Regions from separate parts of the Homo sapiens genome. Here region 1 is linked to region 2. Evidence: chromatin loops called from intact Hi-C (ENCODE). Cell type or tissue: mammary epithelial cell. All regions are shown on one strand. Links, peaks and the distances in the headings refer to the core of each region. The heading gives the core; the rest is flanking DNA.

Region 1 (13,041 bases), core at 1,590-9,589, 87 kb after region 2:
TGAGAGACTGTTTGTTATGACTGCCATTCTTTTGCATTTGCTGAAGCTTGTTTTACCTTCAATTATGTGATCAATTTTAGAATAAATGTGATGTGGTTCTGAGAAGAATGTATATTCTGTTGATTTGGGGGTGGAGAGTTCTGTAGATGTCTATTAGGTCCACTTGGTCCAGAGCTGAGTTCAAGTTCTGAATATCCTTGTTAGTTTTCTGTCTTCTTGATCTGTCTAATATTGACAGTGGGGTGTTAAAGTCTCCTGCTGTTGTTGTGTGGGAGTCTAAGTCTCTTTGTAGGTCTCTTAAGAACTTGCTTTATTCTTTAAGAATGTTGAATATTGGCGCCCACTCTCTTCTGGCTTGTAGGGTTTCTGCAGAGAGCTCTGCTGTTAGTCTGATGGTCTTCCCTTTGTGGGTAACCTGACGTTTCTCTGTGGCTGCCCTTAACATTTTTTCTTTCATTTCAACCTTGGTGAATCTGACGATTATGTGTCTTGGGGTTGCTCTTATTGAGGAATGTCTTAGTAGTGTTCTCTGTATTTCCTGAATTTGAATGTTGGCCTATCTTGCTAGGTTGGGGAAGTTCTCCTGGATAATATCCTGAAGAGTGTTTTCCAACTTGGTTCTATTGTCCCCGTCACTTTCAGGTACACCAGTCAAATGTAGGTTTGGTCTTTGCACATAGTCCCATATTTCTTGGAAGCTTTGTTTGTTCGTTTTCATTCTTTTTTCTCTAATCTTGTCTTCATGCTTTATTTCACTAAGTTGATCTTCAATCTCTGATATCCTTTCTTCCGCTTGATCGATTTGGCTATTGATACTTGTATATGCTTCACGAAGTTCTCATGCTGTGTTTTCCCACTCCATCAGGTCATTTATGTTCTTCTCTAAATTGGTTATTCTAGTTAGCATTTCCTCTAACCTTTTTTCAACACTCTTAGGTTCATTGCATTGGGTTAGAACATACTGCTTTAGCTCAGAGGAGTTTGTTATTACCCACCTTCTGAAGCCTGTTTCTGTCAATTCTGCAAACTCATTCTCCATCCAGTTTTGTTCCCTTGCTGGCAAGGAGTTGTGATCCTTTGGAGGAGAAGAGGCATTCTGGTTTTTGGAATTTTAGCCTTTCTGCACTGGTTTTTCCCTAATCTTTGTGGATTTATCTACCTTGAGTCTTTGAAGTTGGTGACCTTCGGATGGGGTTTCTGTGTGGACGTCCTTTTTGTTGATGTTCATGCTGTTCCTTTCTGTATGTTAGTTTTCCTTCTAACAGTCAGACCCCTTTGCTGCAGGTCTGCTGGAGTTTGTTGGAGGTCCACTGCAGACCCTGTTTCCCTGGGTATCACCAGCGGAGGCTGCAGAACAGCAAAGATTGCTGCCTGTTCCTTCCTCTGGAAGCTTCGTCCCAGAGGGGCACATGCCAGATGCCAGCCAGAGCTCTCCTGTATGAGGTGTCTGTCGACCCCTGCTGGGAGGTGTCTCCCAGTCAGGAGGCATGGGGGTCAGGGCCCCACTTGAGAAGGCAGTCTGTCTCTTAGCAGAGTTTGAGTGCTTTGCTGGGAGATCCACTGCTCTCTTCAGAGCCAGCAAGCAGGAATGTTTAAGTCTGCTGAAGCTGCACCCACAGCCGCCCCTTCCCCCAGGTGCTCCGTCCCAGGGAGATGGGAGTTTTATCTATAAGCCCCTGACTGGGCTGCTACCTTTCTTTCAGAGATGCCCTGTCCAAAGTGGAGGAGTCTAGAGAGGCAGTCTGGCTACAGTGGCTTTGCTGAGCTGCAGTGGGCTCCGCCCAATTTGAACTTCCAGGCAACTTTGTTTACACTGTGAGGGAAAAGCTGCCTTTTCAAGCCTCAGCAGTGGTGATTCCCGCTCCCCCCACCAAGCATCCCAGGTTGACTTCAGACTGCTGTGCTGGCAGTAAGAATTTCAAGCCAGTGGATCTTAGCTTGCTGGGCTCCATGGGAGTGGGATCCGCTGAGCAAGACTGGCTTCAGCCCCCTTTCCAAGGGAGTGAAAGGTTCATCTTGCTGGCATTCCAGGTGCCACTGGGGTATGAAAGAAAGCTCCTTCAGCTAGCTTGATGTTTGCCCAAATGGTTGCCCAGTTTTGTTCTTGAAACCCTGGGCCCTGTTGGTGTAGGCACCCGAGGGAATCTCCTGGTCTGCCGGTTGCGAAGACTGTGGGAAAAGTGTAGTATCTGGGCTGGAGTGCACCGTTCCTCATGGCACAGTCCTTCAGGGCTTCCTTTGGCTATGGGAGGGAGTTCCCTGATCCCTTTGTGCTTCCGGGGTGAGGCAAAGCCCCACTCTGCTTCAGCTCGCCCTCCGTTGGTTGCATCTACTGTCTAACCAGTCCCACTGAGATGAGCCGGGTACCTCAGTTGGAAATGCGGAAATCACTGGCCTTCTGCATTGATATTGCCTGGAGCTGCAGGTTGGAGTTGTTCATATTCAGCCATCTTGCCAGCCACCAGTGTAGAGAAGTTTTATCCCCAGTCTGTTAGAGAGTATGTTACTACCTGGGCGTGGTGGCTCACATCTGTAATCCCAGCACTTAGGGAGCCCGAGGCAGGCAGATCACTTGAGGTTAGGAGTTCGAGACCAGCCTGGCCAACATGGTGGAACCCCGTCTGTACTAAAAATATAAAAATTAGCCAGGCATGGTGGTGGGCATCTGTAATCCCAACTGCTCAGGAGGCTGAGGTAGGAGAATCACTTGAACTCTGGAGGTGGAGGTTGCAGTGAGCCAAGATTGCGCCACTGCACTCCAGCCTGGGCGACAGAGCGATACTCCATCTCAAAAAAAAAAAAAAAGAAAGTGAGTTAATGTCCCATTACTCCTGAATACTTTAGTGTTTTGTTGTATTCTTTTCCTAGTCTGTTGGTGAGTTTTTTTGTTTCTTTAATTGTCTTTTGGAGGGCAAAAGTTTAATTTTGATACAATTGACTTTAGCAATATTTTCTCTAGATATTGAGCTTTTTGTATCACATCTCTGCAATTTTTGCCTAATTTAAGGTCAAGAAGATTTTTCCCTATGTTTTTTTCTAGAAATTTTTTAGAGTTAGGTTTTATACTTAGGTCTCTCATCCATTTAATTTTTCTATATGGTGCTTGTGATGGGATCCTCTTTCTAGTTTTACATCTGCACTTAGTTATTTCCATTTTGTTTGTTAAAAAGACTATTCTTTTACTATTGAGTTGACTATATATGTGTAAGTCTATTTCAGACTCTTCCAGTGATTTCTGTGTCTATCATTTCCATCTGTTTCTGTCCTTTTGTTGATATCATACTGTCTTAATTATACTATAACTTCATGTCTTGAAATCCAGAAAGGTTAGTCCTCCAACTTTTTGTATTTCCAAAATGTTTTCGACTGATTCCTTTGCCTTTTAGAATCAACTTATCAATTTCCACAAAAATTCTGGCTGAGATTTGGATAGAAATTGTATCATTAATTTGGGAGAATTAACATTTTAGCAGTATTGAGTCTTTCAGTTCATTAACATGGTATATCTCTCCATTTGCTTAGGTCTTTTTAAGTTTTTAAAAATTGGTTATTTGTAGCTTAAGCATCCGTTTGCTAATATATGTTGTTAAATTTGTACATAGTGTATGGGCTGAATTGTGCCCTTCAAAATTTATATATTGAACCCTAATTCTGCTATTTCACATTGTGACTGTATTTACAGATAGGTTCTTTACAGCAGTGATTAAGTTAAAATGAGACCACTAGGGTGGGCGCTAATCCAGTTTGACTGGTGTCTTTATAAGAAAAGGAAATTTGGTCTCACAGAGACACCAGAGATGCATGCACACTGAGGAAAGCCCATGTGAGGACACAGAAAGGAGGTCATCTGCAAGTTAACGATAGAGGTGGCCTCCAGAACTGTGAGAACATAGATTTCTGTTGTTAAAGTCACCCAGTCTATGCTATTTTGTTATGGCAGCTCTGGCAATCTCATATACGTTTTGGTACCAAGCAGTGAGTTGTTGCTTAACAAGCACTTAGAAATGTTGAAGTGGCTTTAGAACTGGGTAATGGGCAGAGACTGGAAGAATTTTGAGGCACATGTTAGAAAAAAACCTAGATTCTATCGTTTAATAAATTATTGATATAAAATATGGACGTTCAAGCTGTTTCTGTTGAGACCTCAAGTGGAAATGAGGAACATGTTATTTGACATTGAAGGGAATGTGGTCCTTGTTATAAAGTGGCAAAGATCTTGGTTAAATTATGTTCTAGTGATGAAGTTGGATATTTAGCTGTGGAGATTTCTAAGTAAAATGTTGAAGGCATCGTCTTATTTCTCATTGCAGCTGGTCAAATCACTTGAGGCCAGGAGTTCAAGACCAGCCTGGCCAACACGATGAAATCCCGTCTCTACTAAAAATATAAAAATTAGCTGGGTGTGGTGGTGCACACCTGTAGTCCCAGCTACTCAGAAGGCTGTGGCACAACAATCACTTGAACCTGGGAGGCGGAGGTTGCAGTGAGCCGAGATTGTGCCACTACACTCCAGCCTGGGTGACAGAAGGAGAATCTGTCTCAAAAACAAAAAAAAAATTGTACAATATGTGGTTAATATGTGTTTGATTTATTACAAAGATGCCAGCCTAGCTAAGTGGGGGAAGGATCACCTTTTCAACATATGGTTCTGAAACAACCGGATTTCCATGTGGAAAGTAAATTAATTTCAACCCTTATCTTATATGCGGAATTTAACTTGAAGCATAGACCTAAATATAAAGTCCACAAGTGTAATTTCTGGAACAAAAAATGTAGGTTAAAATTTTGAATCCTTGCAGTAGGTAAAGATACCTTAGGATATAAAAAGCGCAAATATAACAGGAGAAAAAAATAAATAAATTGGACTTTATAAAAATTAAATTTTTCTGCTGTTTGGAAGACATTGTTAAAAAAGGTGAAAAGGCAAACCATCTAACCATCCACTTGGGAAAAATAGTTGCAAAAATATTTTTACAAGTCCAGACTTGTATCTAGAATATATGAGAAGACTAACAGCTCAATAATAAATGACTAAACAGGTAGCATGAAAAGATGTTCGACTTTATTACTCACCAGAAAAATGCAAATCAAAGCCACATAGAAATACTACTACACAATGGTTAGAATGGCTAAAAATAAGAAGAATGGCAATACCATGTCAAGGTGTTGCCATGACAAGGATTTAAAACTCTCATATGTTACTTGTGAAACTTGAAAATAGCATAACCCTTTGTAATTTAGTTTGGTAGTTTTTAAAAATAAGGTTAAGTATATACTTACCATATGACTTGGGAATTCTACTCCTAGGTTTTTACCCAAGAGAAATGAAGTCACATGCCTACCAAAAGACTTGAACTAGAATACTCACAGTAGGGTTATTCATAATAGTAAAAAGTTGCATAAAACCCAATTGTCTATCCAGAAGTGAATGGATAAGGAAAAATAGTATATTCATACAGTAGACTACTACTCAGGAAAAAAAATACTAATACATGTAGCAGTGATGGGCAGTGATTGAGTGTAGGGGGAGCTTCCCTCAAAACTCCAGGGCATTTTAGGGAATAGAACGCAGGATTACTTGGCAATTCATTTAAGAACTTAACAAAACTTGTATTCTAAAACCTAACAACTACATTATAAAAGAGGAAAATAATAGCCCAGTTTCACTAATAAATGTAAGATACAAAAATTTCAAAACATTAAAAGTTGAAATTAAGGTAACATAGTTGTTACTTTTGGGAGGATGCCTAATGATTGCAAGGAGCTTAAGGGAGGCTTATGAGTTGCTTGTAATGTTTCATACTGGACCTGGGTGGTTGGTAGGTTGAGTGTGTTTACTTTCTGAAAATGTATTGAACTTTAGAGTTTATGTACTTCGTGTAGTAGATTATAATGTGCTTAAAAAAAATGCTGCTGCTGCTTCCAAAATGAGCAGAATTTCACAGAATGGCAAACACAAATAACCAAGGAAGCTATTTGTGTTTGATATGATATGTAACCGTTATGCATTTGTGAAATTGTAATTAAAACTAGGATGACATGGCCAATGAGACTGATATAATTTGAAATCTTTGAACACCCTAAGCATTGTGAGGATATGGAGAGATAGAAACTGTGCTGCTGGTGTTAGTGTAATGTCTTATCACCACTTTTGAAAATGGTTTGATAGTGCTCAATAAGGTGAACATATATAATTTTACTGTTTGGGAAAGTTTTATCCACAAGCACCTATGGGCATATCAAGGATGTTTATAGTAGTGCTACAAGCAAAAGCAAAAATCTATAAGCAACACAGATACTCACCAACAGTATAGTGGACAAATAAGTAGTGGTTTCTTCATCAGTGCAATACAATATCACAGTAAAATTCAGTTAACTATCAGTGTGGTTAAAATTTAAACATTGTTTTGTAAAGGAAGTCACAGGAAAATGTATGTCATATATGCTACAGTTTGGAAAGAGGCAGGGGTAAACGATGCATTATTTAGATAATCATTCATAGGTGCTTTAGTACAAACAACTAAATAAAAGCAAGATCATGATGAGAGGTAGGGAACGTGACAAGGAGGAATGAGATCCGGGAGGAACACATAAGAAGATGCTTCTAGGTCAGGATGTGGTAATGTTTTATTGCTTGGCTGGGTTGGAAAATTCAGATGTGTCTTTTATTATTATTTTTTTAAACTGCAAAATTTGTTTTTATATATGCTGTATTTCTCCAAACTGTAAAAAAGTAAATTTCCTGAAATACCTTTCAGAGATCAAAAATAAAAGTAAGTTCCTCAATTCTAGAGGCTTTAAGTATTGTGACTTGTGTGTTCCTCACAGATGTCCTGATTTAATACTATGTTGACTTAAAATATAAGATCTGTTTCTACTCAAAGCCTGTCATCAAGGACATTATTAAAACAGTTCTACAATTTTTATTTAGCCTTAAAATTGTAAAACTACTTCTTTAAAATCTGCGTTTTATAATGTATTTTTCTAATTTAAACCTGATTATCTTCTCAGTTAATTCAAATTGGATAGCTTTTTGTCAAAACTGTTGTAGAACTTTGAATAAACATTTTTTGAATAAGCGGTGAATAAACATTTTTGTGCTAATCAACATTGAATTACTTTTCTTTCAGATTCAAACATCTACTTCTTTGGGAACATCACAGATTTCACAGAAAATAATTCCTCTCTTGGAACTTCCATCTGTTTCTGAAGATGGTAAAATGAAACTGCTTAAGGATATTTTTCTTATTTTATTAAAATAATTTCTGTTTTGAGGCATATTTTTCTCAAAGGACCACACAGAGGAAGGAAAATATCTTTTCCTTTTAAAATCTAGGTTCTTGACTGAGGCTCTATGAATGGAAGACAGATTAACATGAGAAAACAAGCAGATTTACTAGCATTCATATTTCATGGGTACATGCAAGAAGCTCAGGAATGAGTAACTCAAGGTGGTGATTAAAATTTGGGTTTATATACCAGTTTGGGCTTAAACAAAGGAAAAGAGGTTTTGGGCTTCAGGGATAGGGGTTGCTGGGGAGGCAAGGTATATGGGAAGGCGACCAGAAAAAGTATGGTACACAAGGGTAAAGTTTGTTACGCAGATATGTCAGTGTTTTCTCCGTTGATAAGAATGTCTTGGGAGTAAGAGTCATCTTCCCTGGTACAGAAAGGAAGATACCTTTACAAGGTAGATTTCTCTTATAAATGTTAATTTCCCTTAGAAAAGGGAAACTTAGGATCTGTCTTCAGAGCTTTTCCTGTGTCTGCTGTTTCTTAAAATAATTGACTCAGTGTAATCCTTATGCCAAAAAGACATGTTTTCGAGTGGCGTATTTTGGTCTTCTGTAGTCATATAAGAAATTTAAGGCAATAGCAGATATTTGTATATTTTCAGGAAATTTTAACTAAAATTTATTTTAAATAGCACAATTCCTTAAAGTTGCTTTTGCAATGGGATTTTTTTGGTATAAAGTTGAACAGAAAATGACAAGGACCAGCCAGGCGCAGTGGCTCATGCCTGTAATCCCAGCACTTTGGGAGGCCAAGGCGGGCGGATCATGAGGTCAAGAGATCGAGACCATTCTGGCCAACATGGTGAAACCCCACCTCTACTAAAAGTACAAAAATTAGCTGGGAGTGGTGCTGCACACCTGTAGTCCCGGCGACTCGGGAAGCTGAGGCAGGAGAATCGCCTGAACCCAGGAGGCGGAGGTTGCAGTGAGCAGAGATCGTGCCACTGTGCTCCAGCCTGGTGACAGAGCGAGAGTCCGAATCAAAAAAAAAAAAAAAAAAAATGACAGGGACCACTAATAAGTTAATTATCTTTATTTGGCTGTGAGTTAAAAAACACCACAAAACTTCACAGATGTCTTAATTTCTAATGTGTTTTTTAGTTATTTGGAAAATTTTGCTATAGTATATTTAAAACATTTTTAAAAATATAATTATTAAAGGAAAATCATCAATAATTATCTACATTTACATATAAAAATATATAACTATTCTGATACCAAATATGTGCTTTTTAATGACCGTATTAGAAAAGGTGTATGTCTATATTTTTAAGACTTTAAAAATTGATAAATGTTAAATAACAGAAACTGCCATGTCGATTCTTGGTTTCTTAGAGAACAATTTTTCTTTATTTATAGTCACCAGAGAGAAGTTGTTTGTGAGATCATCTACTTTAACTTCAGTCTTAGTTTATTAGGGATATACTTCTGATTGTTTCATTTAAACCTAGTTTTAATGGTTTTACTAAGTTATCTAATGCTTTTTCAGTCCTTTTTAATATCAGCATATGTGTATGCTGATGTGTATTACATATCAACGTATATGTACATATACCTATATTTGTGTATATATATGTATACAAAGTAGTGCTTGATCTCAGTTTACTTCATTCAGACTCTGCTGCTAATATTGCAGAGTTTATACCTAAGTCCTGTTACACTATCCAGGTAGAGTGAGCATATTAACATATTACTTTGAGTATTCATGGTGTGTATAATCATCGGCATTGGCATTTCCTGTAAAATTTAAGCAATTTTAAAATAGACTATTTCAAAAGATGGGCTTCTTAAGCTAAAGATTACATCTTAATAATGTTCCATGCTTCTTTATAACCAAGAATGTTATTTAAAAGTAGAGTATCCCTTTGTTTAAAATGGACAATAAAAAAGTACAGTAATGTCTATATTATTTTCTGTTTATTTCGGTTCTCATGTTAATATTTGATATTTAAAAGAGAGCCTTAGTGTTTTAGTGTTCATATTTATTTCTATTGAAATACTGTTAAATTGATCATTTTAATTATTGACTTAAATAATGTTCTGTGAAATGTAGATTCAGAGGAGGAATTTTTTGATGCACCATGTAGTCCCTTGGAAGAACCTCTTCAGTTTCCAACTGGAGTTAAAAGTATTCGAACCAGAAAGTTACAAAAGCAGGATTGTTCAGTAAATATGACTACATTTAAAATAAGATTTGAAGTACCAAAGGTAGGTACTACGGTAAAATTAACATGGCTTAATTTGTTTGCTGTTTCTATATTTACAGCTTACTATATAGTCTCATTGTTAAGAAGCACTATCTTTTTCACCCTAATTAAAGTAATTCCAGACTTGCTGTGTGATTCTTGGTCACTCCCCGCCCCCCCCTTTTTTTTTTAAATAAGATTAACTTCCTTAATCAAGAGTGAAGGATTTAAATTTATTCAGTACATGTTTTTGTGAAAACGATTATTTATGTTGTGTGTGTATTGTATGTCTGTGTGGGTATAAAATCTCTCCTAAATTTTAAATAATAATATATCAATTGTATGTATACCTCATATATTCACATGTAACCACTATGCACATAAACATGTTTTTGTTTTATGTAGTGGTAATTTCTTTTTTCTTTCTTCTCCAGGTTTTGATCGAGTTTTATCACCTTGTTGGAGATTGTGAACTATCTGTGGTAGAAATTCTTGTTTTAGGATTGGGTGCAGAAATTGAGATTAGAACATACGATTTGAAAGCAAATGCCTTTTTGAAAGAGTTCTGCTTAAAATGCCCAGAATACTTGGGTAAGAATCTCTATTTTTTAAAATAAATAAATTAATTTCATTGTTTGACTACCTGCTAGAGAGTTTTCAATTCTTTAGGCTCTGAATCAGTACATTTGCTGAAATATTCTCAGAGAACCATTCCTTTTTGAGTTAATCTTTAACTTTTATAGTTGGTAATGTGGGGGGCACACCGGAGATAAAATGAAGATAATTTTATTCATTATGGAAAATCAGATGATAATGGTTGAATTTTAAATCTACTTAACTGAGTATTGGAACACTTAATTAGTTTTCTATTGTTGCTATAACAATTTACCACAAACTTAGTGCTTAAAAACAACACAAATTTATTATCTTAGAGTTCTGTATGACAGAAGTCTGACACAAGTCTCACTGGGCAAAACTCAAGGTGTCAGTAGGACTTCCTTTTAGGAGGCTCTAGAGGAGGGTCCATTTCATTGTTCAGTCAGGTGTTGACAAAATTCATTTACACATGGTTTAAGTCTATGTTTCCTTGTTGCCTGTTAGCGGATGGCTGCCCTTAGGCCTCAGTTGCTTTTTTGCACGTAGCTGCTAACCACAATAAGGCATCAGATCCTCCTCATGTTGCCATATCTCTAACCTCCTCTTCTGTGTTTTGCTTCCACTCTTAAAACTCCAGTGATTAGATTGGACACACCTCTATAATTCAGGATAATATACCTTTAACCTTAACCTTAATCCCATTTTCCAAGGCCCTTTTGCCATATGAGTTAACATATTCTCAGATTCCGGGGGATTAGAGCGTAGGTATCTTTGTTGGGGGCAGAGGGCAGTATTCTCCTTACTGCAAACCTTTTGTGTTCGTAATGGATATATGATCCCTAAGAAACTATTCTGTTTCCTATGTTAGGTAATTAGGAGGGTTGTATTTATATTTCTTCATTTACATTTTTTGGATTTTTCCTTGAAAGATAATTGTGAATAGTAGAGGCAATTATTAGGACACCAGTTTCATTTTATTAAACTCCTTTGTAGCATAATAATATTATGTATGAGCAGAGGTGGAAATAAAATTTTTTAAATAGACTATTTTTTAGAGCAGTTTTAGATCATGGGACAATTGAGCAGAAGGTACAGAGATTTCCCATATACTCCTTGTACCCACACCTGCATAGCCTTTTTCATTATCAACATCCTCCACTAGAGTGGTACATTTGTTACAACTGATGAACCTACACTGACACATCGTAATTACCAAGAGTCCACAATTTACATTAAGGTTCACTGTTGCTGTTATACCTTCTGTTTGGACATGTATAATGACATGCATCTACCATTACCTTCTCATGTGGAGTAGTTTCACTGCCCTAAAAATCCTCTGTGCTCCACCTATTTGTCCCTCCCTCCCACTTAACCCCTGGCAACTGGTGATCCTTTTAGTGTCTCCATAGTTTTACCAGCATGTCACATAATTGGAATCATATATATCCTTTTCAGATTGGCTTCTTTCACTTAGTAATATATGCTGAAGTTACCTCCATGTCTTTTCATAACTGGGCAGCCCATTTCTTTTTTAGCAATGAATGATATTCTCTTGTCTGGATGCACCACAGTTTATTTATCCATTCATGTACTGAAGGATATCTTGGTTGCTTCCACGGTTTGGCAATTGTTAATAAAGCTGCTGTGAACATTTGAATGCAAGTTTTTGTGTAGACATAAATTTTCAGTTTCACTGGGTAAATACCAAGGAACATGATTGCTAAATCATCAAGAAACAGTTTGCTCTAGTAATTGGAAAGAAAAGTAAACCAACGTGACAGTGTTCCCTAGTAACCCAGGAACTTTATAGCAGTTACTAAGTTTTTTTTATTATTATTAGTTTTATTTATTTTTATTTTTTGAGATGGAGTCTCGCTCTGTTGCCCAGGCTGGAGTGCAGTGGCATGATCTCGGCTCACTGCAAGCTCCACCTCCTGGGTTCATGCCATTCTCCTGCCTCAGCCTCCTGAGTAGCTGGGACTACAGGCGCCCGCCACCACGCCCAGCTAATTTTTTTTTTTTTTTTTTTTTGTATTTTTAGTAGAGACGGGGTTTCACCATAGTCTCAATCTCCTGACCTCGTGATCCGCCCGCCTTGGCCTCCCAAAGTGCTGGGATTACAGGCGTGAGCCACCGCGCCTGGCCACACTTATTAAGTTTTATGTTTATTCTTATGTTTGCTTTGCCAAGAACAAAGGATTAAAAAACCCTTGCAAACAGAAAAAAGAGTATACAATTATTATTGCGCTTATTTCTGTAATATTTTTGTTTCTGTTTTCTCAGAGGGAGTGAATAGCAGTTTCTTGCACAAAGTAAATGATCAGTAAATGGTTCAATGAATGAATAAATGTGTAAACAAAGTGGGAACTTTTTTAAGGCTTCAAGTGTGGCTAGCACTTGGAGTAGAAAACAGGTTTATGTGCTAAGCATTAGGTTTGGAGAACTCTGTGCAATTTGTGGCATTTTTTTCTCAGGAATTGTAGGATTAGTTTGTAGTCCTTTCTTCCAGTCTTTAGATACTAATTTTCTAGCAACCGTAAGTCATTTGGTGATGAGAGTTTTAAAAGCTTTCTATAAATTCTCTTCTACACTGGTTTTCTTAGTATAGCACATTTTGAGCAGAAGCAGTAATATTAAAATGGGAGAGTTCCTTTATTCCCCTCGCAGGACATGCCACAGGGGTGTGTATTTCCCTAGAGGGAGCATGCAGATGGGCAGGTGCAGAGGCTGTGGGGAGTGCTTTTGGGCTCCGGCCCCAGGACAGCATCTAGGGGTAGGTGTCTACAACCCCTGAAGCCCAAGGGGCATGTGTTACAGTATGCTCTTTCAACTTTGCCATCTGCAGACAGCTTTTGTTAATCACCTCGATAGACCGTCTTCCTTATCGCAAGGGCAGGGGGCCATTGTGACTGCCTGAGTTCTTGCCCAGTGTACCAGAAGAATTGGATGACATGTGGGCTGGA
Region 2 (13,041 bases), core at 1,621-9,620:
TGCATTATGCGCTTGTTTATTTTAAACACCCGCTAGAAATTAGACTCCTTTGTGAAATGAATTTCCCAGGCCAAAGTGAGGGTTAATTTTGTGTGTGAAGTGTGTGTGTTTAAATATATATTTAAAGTAATTTATTCTTGTCTGTGCACACACTTCCAGTCTTCTTCTAAAATACTTACCTTGACTCTTCTCGTTTATGAGATAATGTAAACAGGTAGTTTAGTTTGATTTTAAAGAATGTTACTACCGTGGGGACCTAGTATCATGATGGAGAGTGAGTGGACTACAAAAGCTAGGGATATAGTGATAGCTGCTCAGCCTGTTTGATTAGTACAAGAAACTTGCAGTCTGTTTATGCTGCTTCTTAGTTGCAAAGTGAAAATAAAATTTGTCTCCCATGTACCTCAGAAGGAAGCCTTAAGAATACTTGAGGTGAACTTTGATCTGTAGTGGAGTCTTGCTTCCACATTCAGGGTGGAGGTTTGTCTAGAGTGTGATTAATCAACTTATTTATTTGTTTAAAATTTACATGCAGTAAAATTCACTCTTGTGATACAGTTCTGTCTTGACAAATGCTAAGAGGCATGTATGCACCACCACAATAATGGCACATAAAAGGTTCATCAAGCCTCCCGAATTCTCTCAGCTGCTCCTTTGCAGTTGATCTCACCCCGCCACCACGCCCGGCTAATTTTTAGTAGAGAGGGGGTTTTGCAATGTTGGCCAGGCTGGTCTCAAACTCCTGACCTCAAGTAATCCGCCTGCCTCTGCCTCCCAAAGTGCTGGGATTACAGGCGTGAGCCACTGCGCCCGCCTGACTGTAAGTATTTATCTGTTTGCTGGTTGAAGAATATTTCAGTTTTTGGAGGTTATAAATAAAGCCGTCATAAACATTCACGTACGGGTGTTTGTGTGAACATAATTGTTATTTCTCTTGGATAAATACCTAAGAGTGGTTTTAAATTGGGTTGTACGTTTTTTTTTTTTTTTTGAGATTTATTTCATATACCATAAATTTCACTCTTTTAAAATGTACAATTCAGTGTTTTTTAGTATAGTCACAAAATTGTACAACCATCACCACTCTCTCATTCCGGAATATTTCAGCACCCCAAAATTAAATCGTATGTCCATTAGGAGTGACTCCCAATTTCCTCCCTTCTCACTACTCCACCTCTGGCAACCACTAATCTTTCTGTCTTTATGGATTTGGTAATTCTGGACATTTCATTTAAATGGAATTATATGATATGTGGCCTTTTGTTTCTGGCTTCTTTAACCTAATGTATTTTCAAGGTTCCTCCATGTTGAAGGATGTATGACTATTTCATTTGCTCTTAGGGTTGAATAATATTCCATTATATTCATAGACCACAATTTATTTATCTATACTCACCAGTTGCTGGATGTTTAGATTATTCCTAAACATCCACCTTTTGGATATTATGAATAATGCCACTGAACATTCATGTACAAGTTTTTTTGTGGATGTATGTTTTAAATTCTCTTGGATATATACCTAGAAGTGGAATTGCTGGGTCATATGCTGACTTTGTGTAACCTTTTGAGGAACAGCCAAACTCTTTTTCCAGAGTGTTTGTTTTCTTATGGTTGAGTTTTGAGAGTTCTTTAAATATTAAGGATACAATTTCTTCATCAGATATGTAATTTGAAAATACTTTCTCAGTCTTTTCCCATTTTGTCTTTTGCAGAGCATACATTTTTGATTTTGGGAAAAGCCCAGTTTATAAAACATTTCTTTTATGAATCATGGCTTTTGGTATTCATATCTAAGAAATCTTTTCCCAACCCAAAGTCAAAGATGTTCTCCTGTGTTTTCTTAAGGAAGTTTTGTAGTTTTAGGTTTTGGATTTCTTTTTGTATAAGGTGTGTGATATGTGTTGAAGGTTGAGGTTCATTTGTTTGCATGTGGATGCAAATATCCAATTGTTTAGCACCACTTGCTAAGAAAGAGGATCCTTTCTCTATTGAATTATCTTTGCATTTCGTAAAAAAAAAATCAGTAGACTTAATATTGTGTGGCTTTAGTCTGTCTCAATCTGTGTGTCTATCATTTCACCAATACTACACTGTCTTGATAACTGTGTCTTTGTAGTTAGTCTAGAAATCAGGTAATGTGATCCCTCTAACTTTAGTCTTTAACAAATAATTTAAAAAATAACAAGTCATTGTCCAGGTGTGGTGCTCATTCCTGTAATCCCAGCACTTTGGAAGGCTGAGGCGGGAAGATTGCTTGAGCATAGGAGTTTGAGATTACAGTGAGCTCTGATCATGCCACTGCATTCCAACCTAGGCAACAGACAGCGAGACTCTGTCTCAAAATAAAATAAAATAACATGTCAGTGTTTTATTTATAGAAATTGGTTATGTTTTGATAAATGAAACTTTAAATAATAGCTGGAGTATTTTTTTAAAATATTCTTTGAGAATTTCAAAAGTAGTAATTTGATAAATTTGGAGGATTTTTTAAAAACATTGTTTGAAAATTTCTGTAATAGAAACTAGGTGGCCAGGCATAGTGGCTCATGCCTGTAATCCCAGCACTTTGGGAGACTGGGGAGGGTGGATCACTTCAGACCAGCCTGGCCAATGTGGTGAAACCTCATCTCTACGAAAAAAATAAGATACAAAAATTAGCTGGGTACTGTGGCGCTCGCCTGTAATCCCAGCTACTCAGGAGACTGAGGCAGGAGAATCACTTGAAGCTGGGAGGCATAGGTTGCAGTGAGCTGAGATCACACCATTGCCCTCTAGCCTGGCCAACAGAGCGAGACCCTGCCTCAAAAAAAAAAAAAAAAAAAAAGAAACTGGATGCTGCATAGGAAAATTTTAAGATAATATTTTATGGTCTAACGTGAAGGACCTATTGGTAGTTGTAAATGTGTGCTTTTGCTAGGCTTCTGAAATAATCCAGCAAATTTCAATATTAGCATGTTACTATAATAGTATCAATTAGTATTCAGTCATTGCTAATAATGGATGGTGCTCTGAAAATTTGTTGCTGAGATGGATTCTTTGGAAATCAGAATGCATTTTTCCCATGGAAGCATTCTTATATATGAATGAGGACTTTTCCAAAAACCTGTTTAACTATAATGCAGCAGAAGAGTGCTACTGTACTGGGTTCAATACAGTAAGTAGACTCACTGCTAGAAGACTCTGTCTTACAGGGGATGAAAAAGGAATTGAGCTTCATTCCAGGACTGACTCTTGGCAAATTTTGATGTTGGTAAGGTATACTTTTTATACACTTCTATTTATAATTCTCCCTTCCCATATATCATCTAGTTAGAGAGGTGGTAATATTTCATAGACTCATCTGAAATTTATCTTCCCAACTTTCTCCAGCAATTTTCTTTTTCTTTTTCTTTTCTTTTTGAGACGGAGTCTCGTTCTGTCACCCGGGTGGGAGTGCAGTGACGCGATCTCGGCTCACTGCAACCTCTGTCTCACGGCCTCAAGTGAGTCTCCTGCCTCAGCCTCCCGAGTAGCTGGGATTAAAGGTGCCCACCATCATGCATGGCTAATTTTTGTATTTTTAGTAGGGACGGCATTTCACCACGTCAACCAGGCTGGTCTCGAACGCCTGACCTCAAGTGATCCACCTGCCTTGGCCTCCCAAAGTGCTGGGATTACAGGTGTGAGCCACTGCGTCCGGCCATTTCACATATTTTCTTTAAGAGCTAGGCTGCATCAGAATCAGCCATAGGTGCTTATTATGAATACAGAACCTGCCCCCAGAGATTATAAATTATTTATCTGGAGTAGGACATGAAAATATTTTTTTAAACAAATGACACTGGGGACTTGATGCACAGTTGGGTACATTTTAAGAGAACATTAAGGGGAAAAGTATTAGAATTTTAAATAGACAAAAGCAGTAGTAAAAGTGGCTTGTGTGATAGAATTATCATTTGTAACACAGGAAGTACCTGTACTTCATAGCCCCTTCTTAAGTTAGCCTCCTTTGTCTCTATTTTGTTTTCTCCGAAATCACAATACTTGGACAAATTTGTAATTTTTTTTTGATAATGCCTGACATCTTTATGTAACATTAGAAGTTCAGATTTCTTGTCTATTAACTAACATACGTATTCTGTTTTTGAAATGTTAATCTCCCAGTTTTCCCTTTATAATAGAATCATGTGTTTAGTGGCCACTTAGCTGGATACCGCCATGATACCAGAAGCAGTACAAAAGATGAAGATTCAGTTAGGATACAGTTTTCGATTTTTAAGGAGTCATTCTTCTGTGCCCAGAATACACTAGGGAGCCAAACAAATGATTCTTACAGTCTGGTGTTAATGACCAATTCTAATTCCTTATGTATTATTTTTATATTTATGTTCTAAGATACTTTAATAAAACTTTAAAGACTATGAAACATTTTATTATAAAAAGTGTTAGGAGATTTTACAGTGCCTCTCCATATACCCATTATCTAGATTCTGTCATTAATATTATGTATTAACAGCTTTATTGACGTATAATTAACATGCAGTAAAATACACGTTAAAGTCTACAATTTGATAAGTTTTAGCATATATGTGCATGCAGGTAACAATCATCACATGATAATGAACATATCTGTCATACCTAGAAGTTTCCTTGTGCCTTTTTGTAAACCGTATCTTCTAACCCTCCTTGTCCCTTATACCCTTCTTGTCCCCAGGTTTTTGCTGATTTGCTTTCTGTTACTGCATATTAGCTTGAGTTTTCTAGACTTGGATAAATGGGATTGTACAGTTTGTATTCTTTCAGTCTGGCTTATTTCAGCATAATTATTTTGAGATTCATCCATGTGGTAGTACAATCAATAATTTATTCCTTTTTATTGCTGACCATAGCAAGTGGTGGTGAGGATGTGCAAAAACTGGAACTCTGTTAATATGTCTCCTGGGGATGTAAAATGTTAAACAACTTGGGAAAACAGTTTGGCAATTTCTTAAAAAGTTAAACATACATCAACCATGTTATCAAGCCATTGTGCTTCTACATGTTTACCCAAGAGAAATGAAAGCATATGTTCATACAAAGATTTGCACACAGATGTGCATAGCAGCTTTATTTTTAATAGCCCCAAATGGGAAACAGTCCAAGTATCCACCAACAGGTGAATGGATAAACAAACTGGCATATCCATATAATGGAATACCATTAATATTTAACCACACATGTTTTGTCACATACCTGTCCATCTGTCCATCTCTCTATCCATGCAGCAATTCATATTATTAAATGTATTTCAGAATAAGTTGTAGAGATGAGCTCATTTCCTCCTAAATACTTCAGCATGTGTATCATTAGAGTGCAATATTTGCTTAGTTTTTTTCCTTTTGAGGTAAAATTTATGTAGAAGAAAATATACAAATCTTAAGTGTACATTGACTGAGTTTTGACAAATACATACACACATGTAACTCAAACCCAGTCAAGATATAGAACATGACCATCACCCCAGAAAGTCTTTTTCCTGACCTTTCCTAATTTATTCCTACCCTCATCTTCAGAGGCAACAAATACTCTAATTTTTTTCTTTCTGTCATACATACACATCTATTCTGCTTTGCTGAGAGTGTTTTCTTTTCCTTCAAGAATGTTGGAGCCAGGCATGATGGCTCATGCCTGTAATTTTAGCACTTTGGGAAGCTGAGGTGGCCAGATCAGTTGAGGCCAGGAGTTCGAGCCCAGCCTGGCCAACATGGTGAGACCCTGTCTCTACTAAAAATACAAAAATTAGCTGGGTGTGGTGGCGGGCACCTGTAGTCCCAGCTACTTGGGAGGCTGAGACACGAGAATCGCTTGAACATGGGAGGCGGAGGTTGCAGTGAGCCGAGATCGTGCTACTGCACTCCAGCCTAGGTGACAGAGCAAGACTCCGTCTCAAAAAAACAAAAACAAAAGAATGCTGGATTTTGTCAAATGTTTTTTTCTGCATCTATTACTATTATCACAGGATTTTTTTCTTTTTTAATCTGTTGGTGTGATACATTACATTAATTGATCTTTGAATGTTGAACTAGCCTTGCATACCTAGAATAAATCCCATTTGGTCATGACGTGTATGTTTAGCACTCAGTATCTCCAGGGGTTTAGTTCCAAGACCTGTGCAGATACCAAAGTCCACAACAGGGAGGGCATGGAAGCTCCCCACCACCTTACTTTGCTCTGTCCATCTCTTTATCTGTATCCTTTGTAATATCCTTTATGATAAACTGTTAAATATAAGTATTTCCCTGAGTTTTGTGAGTTATCCCAGCAAATTATCAAACCAAATAAAATCAGGTGCGAACCCTGATTTATAGCTGGTCAATCAGAAGCACAGATCACAGCCTGCGACTTGTGACTGACATCTGAAGTGAGGGGCAGTCTTATGGAACTGAGCCCTTACCATGTGGGATATGACATTATCTCTTTTTTTTTTTTTGAGACAGAGTCTCGCTCTGTCGCCAGGCTGGAGTGCGGTGGCGCAATTTTGGCTCACTGCAACCTCCGCCTCCCGGGTTCAAGTGATTCTCCTGCCTCAGCCTCCCGAGTAGCTGGGACTACAGGCGCCTGTCACCACACCAGGCTACTTTTTGTATTTTTAGTAGAGACGGAGTTTCACCATGTTGACCAGGATGGTCTTGATCTCTTGACCTTGTGATCCACCTGCCTTGGCCTCCCAAAGTGCTGGGATTACAGGCGTGAGCTACTGCGCCCGGCTCGATATGACACCCTTTCTAGGTAGATAGTGTCATTATTTAATTGAATTATAGTTAGTGTCTGTTGGAGAATTGTTTAGGGATTGGGGGAAAAACTTCACATATCTGGTTATCTAAGGGTTCTGTGTCGAATATGAGAGTAGAGAGAAAAACCTTTATTTTCCTTTGACAGTGTCTTATCATATTTATAGCTGTTTTCTGTTTTGTTATACTTGTTTCCTTTTTAAACAGTCTTCCCCTCCTCTTTTGCCCTCTCTGGTTTTAATTGATCATGTGATATGATTTAATTTTTTTCTCCTGTCTTAGCATACCAATTATGCTTCTTAAACAATTTATTTAAGTGGTTGTATTACAGTTTGTGCTGTTCACTTAAAACTAGTCCAAGTCCACGTCCAAATAACATTATAGGTCAGGTATAGTGGCTCACGCCTGTAATTCCAGCATTTTGGGGGACTGAGGCTGGCGGATCATTTAAGGTTAAGAGTACGAGACCTGCCTGGTCAACATGGTGAAACCCCATCTCTACTAGAAATACAAAAAATTTGCTGAGCATGGTAATGTGCGCCTGTAGTCTCAGCTACTCAGGAGGCTGAGGTATGAGAATCTCTTGAACTGGGAGGCAGTGAGCCGAGATTGTGCCACTTCACTCTAGCCTGGGCGACAGTGCGAAACTCTGTCTCAAAAAACACAAAAACAAAAATCCCACTATACTACTTCATGGAAAATGGAGGTAGTATATGTAATACTCTATCTTACAATACAGTATACAGATTCCTCCCTTCTGCCCATTGTAACATTGTTGTCATTAATTTCACTTACCTATAAGCTGTAATAATCCAATGCATTGCTGCTATTAGTATTTTAGACATTTTTCTATTAATTTAAGAATAAGGAAGAAAAGACTTAATTTACCTTCATCTCTTAATTCTCTAATGCTCCTGTGAATCTGAGTTTTTGGTTTAAATCATTTTCCTTCTTTCTGAAGAACTCCTTTATTTATTTGTTTTTTTTAATTTTTGAGATGGAGTCCTGCTGTGTTGCCCAGCCTGGAGTGCAGTGGCGCAGTCTCTGCTTACTGCAACCTCTGCCTCCTGGGTTCAAGCGATTCTCCTGCCTCAGCCTCCTAAGTAGCTGGGACTACAGATGCATGCCACCATGCCCAGCTAATTTTTGTATTTTTAGTAGAAATGGGGTTTCACTATGTTGACCAGAATGGTCTTGATCTCTTGACCTAGTAATCTGCCCGCCTCGGCCTCCCAAAGTGCTGGGATTACAGGTGTGACCCACCACACCCGGCCTATCTTAACCATTTTAAGTGTACACTTCATGTCATTAAGTACACTTACATTGTGCAACCATCACCACCATTCATCTCCTGACTTCACCATTATTCATCTCCTGAATTCTTCATCTTGCAAAACTGAACCACTTACCCGTTAAGCAATGACTACCCATTCCACCGTCTTCCCAGACCCCAGTAACCGTTATTCTACTTTTGATGTCTGTAAATTCGAATACTTGAAGTATAAGTGGAATTATACAGTATTTGCCATTTGTTATTGGTTTCTTTTACTTGGCATAATGTCCTCAAGGTGCATCCGTGTTGTAGGAAATGTCAGCATTTCAATAATTTTTCAAGCTAAATAGTATCCCATTGTATGTATATACTGCATTTTGTTTCTCCATTCATCTGTTGATGAATAGTTGGGCAGCTTCCACCTTTTGGCTGTTGTGAATAATGGTGTTATGAATGTGGATATTTTTCTTTGAAGTTCAGTCTGTGCTGTCAGATTTTTGGGTTACATACCCAGAAGCAGAATTACTGGATCATATAGTAATTCCATTATCAATTTTTTTGAGGAATTATCATACTACTTTCTATAGTGACTGCACCATTTTACATTCCTACCAACAGTGTACAAAGGTCACCATTTCTCCACATCCTCACCAACATTTATTTTCTCTTTTTTTGATAGTAGTTATCCTAATGGATATGAGGTGGTATCTTGTAGTTTTCATTTACATTTCTCTAATTAGTAATGTTGAACATCTTTTCATGGGCTTATTGACCATTTGTATATCTTAATTGGAGAAACATCTATTTAAGTCCTTTGTCCATCTTTTAATCAGGTTGTTTGTTTTTTGAGTTGTAAGAGTTTACATACAAACATACACACACACACACACACACACACACAATGTTAGCTGCTTATCAGATATATGATTTGCAAATATTTCCCATTTTGTGTGTTACCTTTTCTTCCTTTTTTTCCCTGCTAACTTTTATTTTAGGTTCATGGGGTACATGTGTGGGTTTGTTGTGTGGGTTAATTGTGTGTCACTGGGGTTTGATGTATAAATTATTTTGTCACCCAGGTAGAGAGCATAGTACCCGATAGATAGTTTTTTGATCCTCACCCTCCCCACACCCTCCACCCTCAAGTAGGCCTTGGTGTTTGTTGTTTCCTTCTTTGTGTCCATGTGTACTGGATAGAGTTTGAATACATGTCCCCACCAAGTCTCATATTTAATTGTAATCCCCATTGTTGGAGGTGGGGACTGGTGGGAGGCAGTTGGGTCATAGGGGTGGATCTTTCATGGCTTGGTGCTGTCCTTGCAATAGTTCTTGCAAGATCTGGTTAAGTGTGTGGCACCTCCCTATGCACTCCCCCTCTTGCTCCTGCTGTGACCATGTGATGTTCTGGCTCCGCTTTTGCCTTCTGCCATGATTGAAAGCTTCCTGCGTCCTCCCCAGCAGCTGGGCAGATAGATGCTGGTGCCATGCTTCCTGTACAGCTTGCAGAACCATGAGCCAATTAAACCTCTTTTCTTTGTAAATTACCCAGGCTCAGGTATTTCTTTATAGCAACACAACAATGGACTAACACAGTACTCAAGTTTTAACTCCGTCTTGTGAGAATATGCAGTATTTGGTTTTCTTTTTCTGTGATAACTCGCTTAGGATAATGCTCTCCAGTGGCATCCATGTTGCTGCAAAGGGCATGATTTTGCTCCTTTTCATGGCTGTGTGGTAGTCCATGGTGAACATATACTGCATTTTCTTTATCCAGTCCACTGTTGACAGACATCTATGTTGATTCCATGTCTTTGCTATTGTGAAGTGGTGCTGTGATGCACATACGCATGCATGTGTCCTTATGGTAGGACAGTTTATGGTCCTTTGGGTATATACCCAGTAATGGGATTGCTGGTTCTAATGGTAGTTCTTAATTCTTTGGTAGTTCTTAGTTCTTAAATCTCCAGACTGCATTCCAAAGTGGCTGAACTAATTTACATTCCCACCAGCAGTGTGTAAGTGTTCCCTTTTCTCTGCAGCCTCACCAGCATCTGTTATTTTTGACTTTTTAATAATAGCCATTCTGACTGGTGTAGGATCGTATCTCACTAATCATTAATCCTCTAATGATTAGTGATGTTGAGTTTTTTTTTTCCATGTTTCTTGGCCGCATGTGTCTTTTGAGAGGTGTCTGCTCATGTCCATTGCCCATTTTTTAAATGGGGTTGTTAGTTTTCTGCTTGTTTGTTTAAGTTCCTTATCGATTCTGGATAATTAGATCTTTGTTGGATGTATAGCTTGCAAATGTTTTCTCCCATTTTGTAGATTGTCTGTTTACTCTGTGGACAGTTTCATTTGCTGTGCAAGAGCTCTTTAGTTTAATTAGGTCCCACTTGCCTTTTTTTTTTTTTTTTTTGTAGTTCTGGAATTTTCATCATGAAATCTTTGTCAGGGCTTATGTCCAGCATGGTATTCCCTAAGTTTTCTTCTAGGGTTTTTATAGTTTTAGGTTTTACATTTAAGTCTTTAATCTATCTTGAGTTGATTGTTGTATATGGTGAAAGGTAGGATCCAGTTTCAGTCTTCTGCATGTGGCTGGCCGTTATCTCCACACCATTTATTGAATAGGGAGTCCTTTTCCCATTGCTTGTCAGTTTTGTTAAAATCAGATGGTTGTAGGTGTCTGGCTTTATTTCTGGGCTCTTGACCTGTTCCATTGGTCTACATGTCTGTTTTTGTATCAGTGCCATGTTGTTTTGGTTATTGTAGCCTTTTAGTATAGGTTGAAGTCAGGTAGTGTGATGCCTCAGGCTTTATTCTTTTGGTTTAGGGTTGCTTTGGCTATTCAGGCTACTTTTTTGGGCCAGTATGAATTTTAAAATAGTTTTTTCTAATTCTGTGAGAAATAACATTGGCAGTTTGATAGGAATAGCATTGAAGCTGTAGATTGCTTTGGGCAGTATGGACATTTTAACAATTTTGATTCTTCCTGTCTATGAGCATGGAATGTTTTTCCATTTGTTTGTGTTGTCTCTGATTTCTTTGAGCAGTGTTTTGCAATTCTCATTGTAGAGATCTTTTACCTCTCTGATTAGCTCTATTCCTAGGCATTTTATTCTTTTTGTGGCGATTGTGAATGGGATTGAATTCTTGATTTGGCTCTCAGCTTGGATGTTATTGGTATATAGAAATACTACTGATTTTTGTACATTGATTTTGTATCCTGAAAGTTGGTTGAAGTTATTAGTTCTAGGAACCTTTGGGCAGAGACTATGGAGTTTTCTAGGTATAGAATCATACCGTCTGCAAACAGGGATGATTTGACTTCCTCTCTTCCTATTTGGATGTCTTTTATTTCTTTCTCTTTCCTGATTGCTCTGGCTAAGACTTCCAGAACTATGTTGAATAGGAGTAAGTGGGTATCCTTGTGTTGTCCTGGTTCTCAAGGGGAATACTTCCAGATTTTGCTCATTCAGTGTGATGTTAGCTGTGGGTTTTTCATAGATGGCTCTTATTATTTCCAGGTATATTCCTTTGATGCTTAGTCTTTTGAGGGTTTTTAACATGAAGGGATGTTGAATTTTATCAAAAGTCCTGAATCTGAAAAGATGATCATGTGGTTTTTGTTTTTAGTTCTGTTTAGTAATGAATCACACTTATTGATTTGTGTATATTGAACCAACTTTGCATACCAGGAATAAAGTCTACTTGATCATGGTAGATGTGCTGCTGGATTTGGTTTACCATTTTGTTGAAGATTTTTGCATTTATGTTAATCAGGGATATAGGCCTGAAGTTTCCTGTTTTTGTTATGTCTCTGCCAGGTTTTGTTATCAGAATGATGCTGGCTTCATAAAATAAAATGAGTTAGGGAGGAGTCCCTCCTTCTCAATTTTTTGGAATAGTTTCAATAGGATTGGTACCAGCTCTTCTTTATATGTCCGGTAGAATTTGGTTATGAATCCATCTGGTCCAGGGCTTTTTCTGGTTGGTAGACTTTTTATACAATTTCAGAACTCATTATTGCTCTGTTGAGGTATTCAGTTTCTTCCAGGTTCAATCTTGGGAGGTTGTATGTTTCCAGGAATTCATCCATTTCTTGTAGATTTTCTAGTTAGTGTGCATAGAGATGTTCATAATAGCCTCTAAGGATTTTTTGTATTTCTCTGGGTCGGTGGTAATGTCCCCTTTGCCATTTCTAATTGTGTTTATTTGGATCTCCTCTCTCTCTTTTTTTTTCTTTGTTAGTCTGGCTGGCAATCTATCTTATTTATTCTTTCAAGGAACCATCTTTTGTATTTTTTTTGTTCAGTTCAACTCTAATTTTGGTTATTTCTTTTCTGTGGCTAGCTTTGGGGTTGATTTGCTCATTTTTCTAGTTCCTCTAGGCATGATGTTAGTTGTTAACTTTATATCTTTCTAACATTTTGATGTGGGCATTTAGCACTATAAACTTTCCTCTTAAGACTACATTAGCTATGTCCCAGAGATTCTGGTATATTGTATCTTTGTTTTCATTAGTTTCAAATAATTCCTTTCTTTTCTTTTCTTTTTCTTCTTCTTTTTTTTTTTTTTTTGAGACAGGTTCTTGCCCTGTTGCCGAGGCTGAAGTGGAGTGGCATGAACACGGCTCACTGCAGCCTCCACCTTCCAGGCTCAAGCAGTCCTCCCACCTCTCAGCCTCCTGAGTAGCTGGGACTGCAGGTGTGCACTCCTACACCTGGCTAATTTTTTTTGTATTTTTTGTAAAGACAATGTTTCACCATGTTGGCCAGGCTGGTCTTGAACTCCTGGGCTCAAGTGATCCCCCCACCTAAGCCTTGCAAAGTACTGGGATTACAGGCATGAGCCACCGTGCCTGGCCCAAAGAATTTCTGGATTTCAGTGAAATTAAGATTTCGTTGTTTACCCAAAAGTCATTCAGGAGTGGTTTAATTTCCATGGAATTGTATGGTTTTGAGAGATCTTCTTGGTATTGTTACCTATTTTTATTGCACTGTCATCTTGAGAACATGGTTG

The links. Hi-C counts contacts between places; a loop is a spot of excess contacts. Peaks named below come from ENCODE experiments on the same cell type or tissue, not always from the same donor. Only the 100,000 strongest peaks of a DNase experiment are listed, where the experiment ranks them.
Region 1: a loop joins it to region 2, with 2.0 times the contacts of the local background. A loop is called at or near these places in 3 of 110 quality-filtered maps.

What each region holds. Positions count from the first base shown.
Region 1 is chr9:77,266,150-77,279,190 of GRCh38, forward strand. VPS13A (vacuolar protein sorting 13 homolog A) reads left to right here. Exons shown (of 72, transcript NM_033305.3): 24 at 7,131-7,215; 25 at 9,349-9,503; 26 at 9,916-10,072. Among named protein-coding and RNA genes, the nearest start is that of VPS13A-AS1, 95 kb to the left of the region's middle. RefSeq lists enhancers at 1,003-2,003, 2,004-3,003. In mammary epithelial cell, for the core only: no CTCF peak of the experiment used is centred there; a DNase peak (open chromatin) is centred at 5,042; H3K27ac peaks cover 915 bases.
Region 2 is chr9:77,178,713-77,191,753 of GRCh38, forward strand. All of the region lies in intron 1 of VPS13A (vacuolar protein sorting 13 homolog A), which reads left to right. Among named protein-coding and RNA genes, the nearest start is that of VPS13A-AS1, 7.3 kb to the left of the region's middle. In mammary epithelial cell, for the core only: no CTCF peak of the experiment used is centred there; no DNase peak of the experiment used is centred there.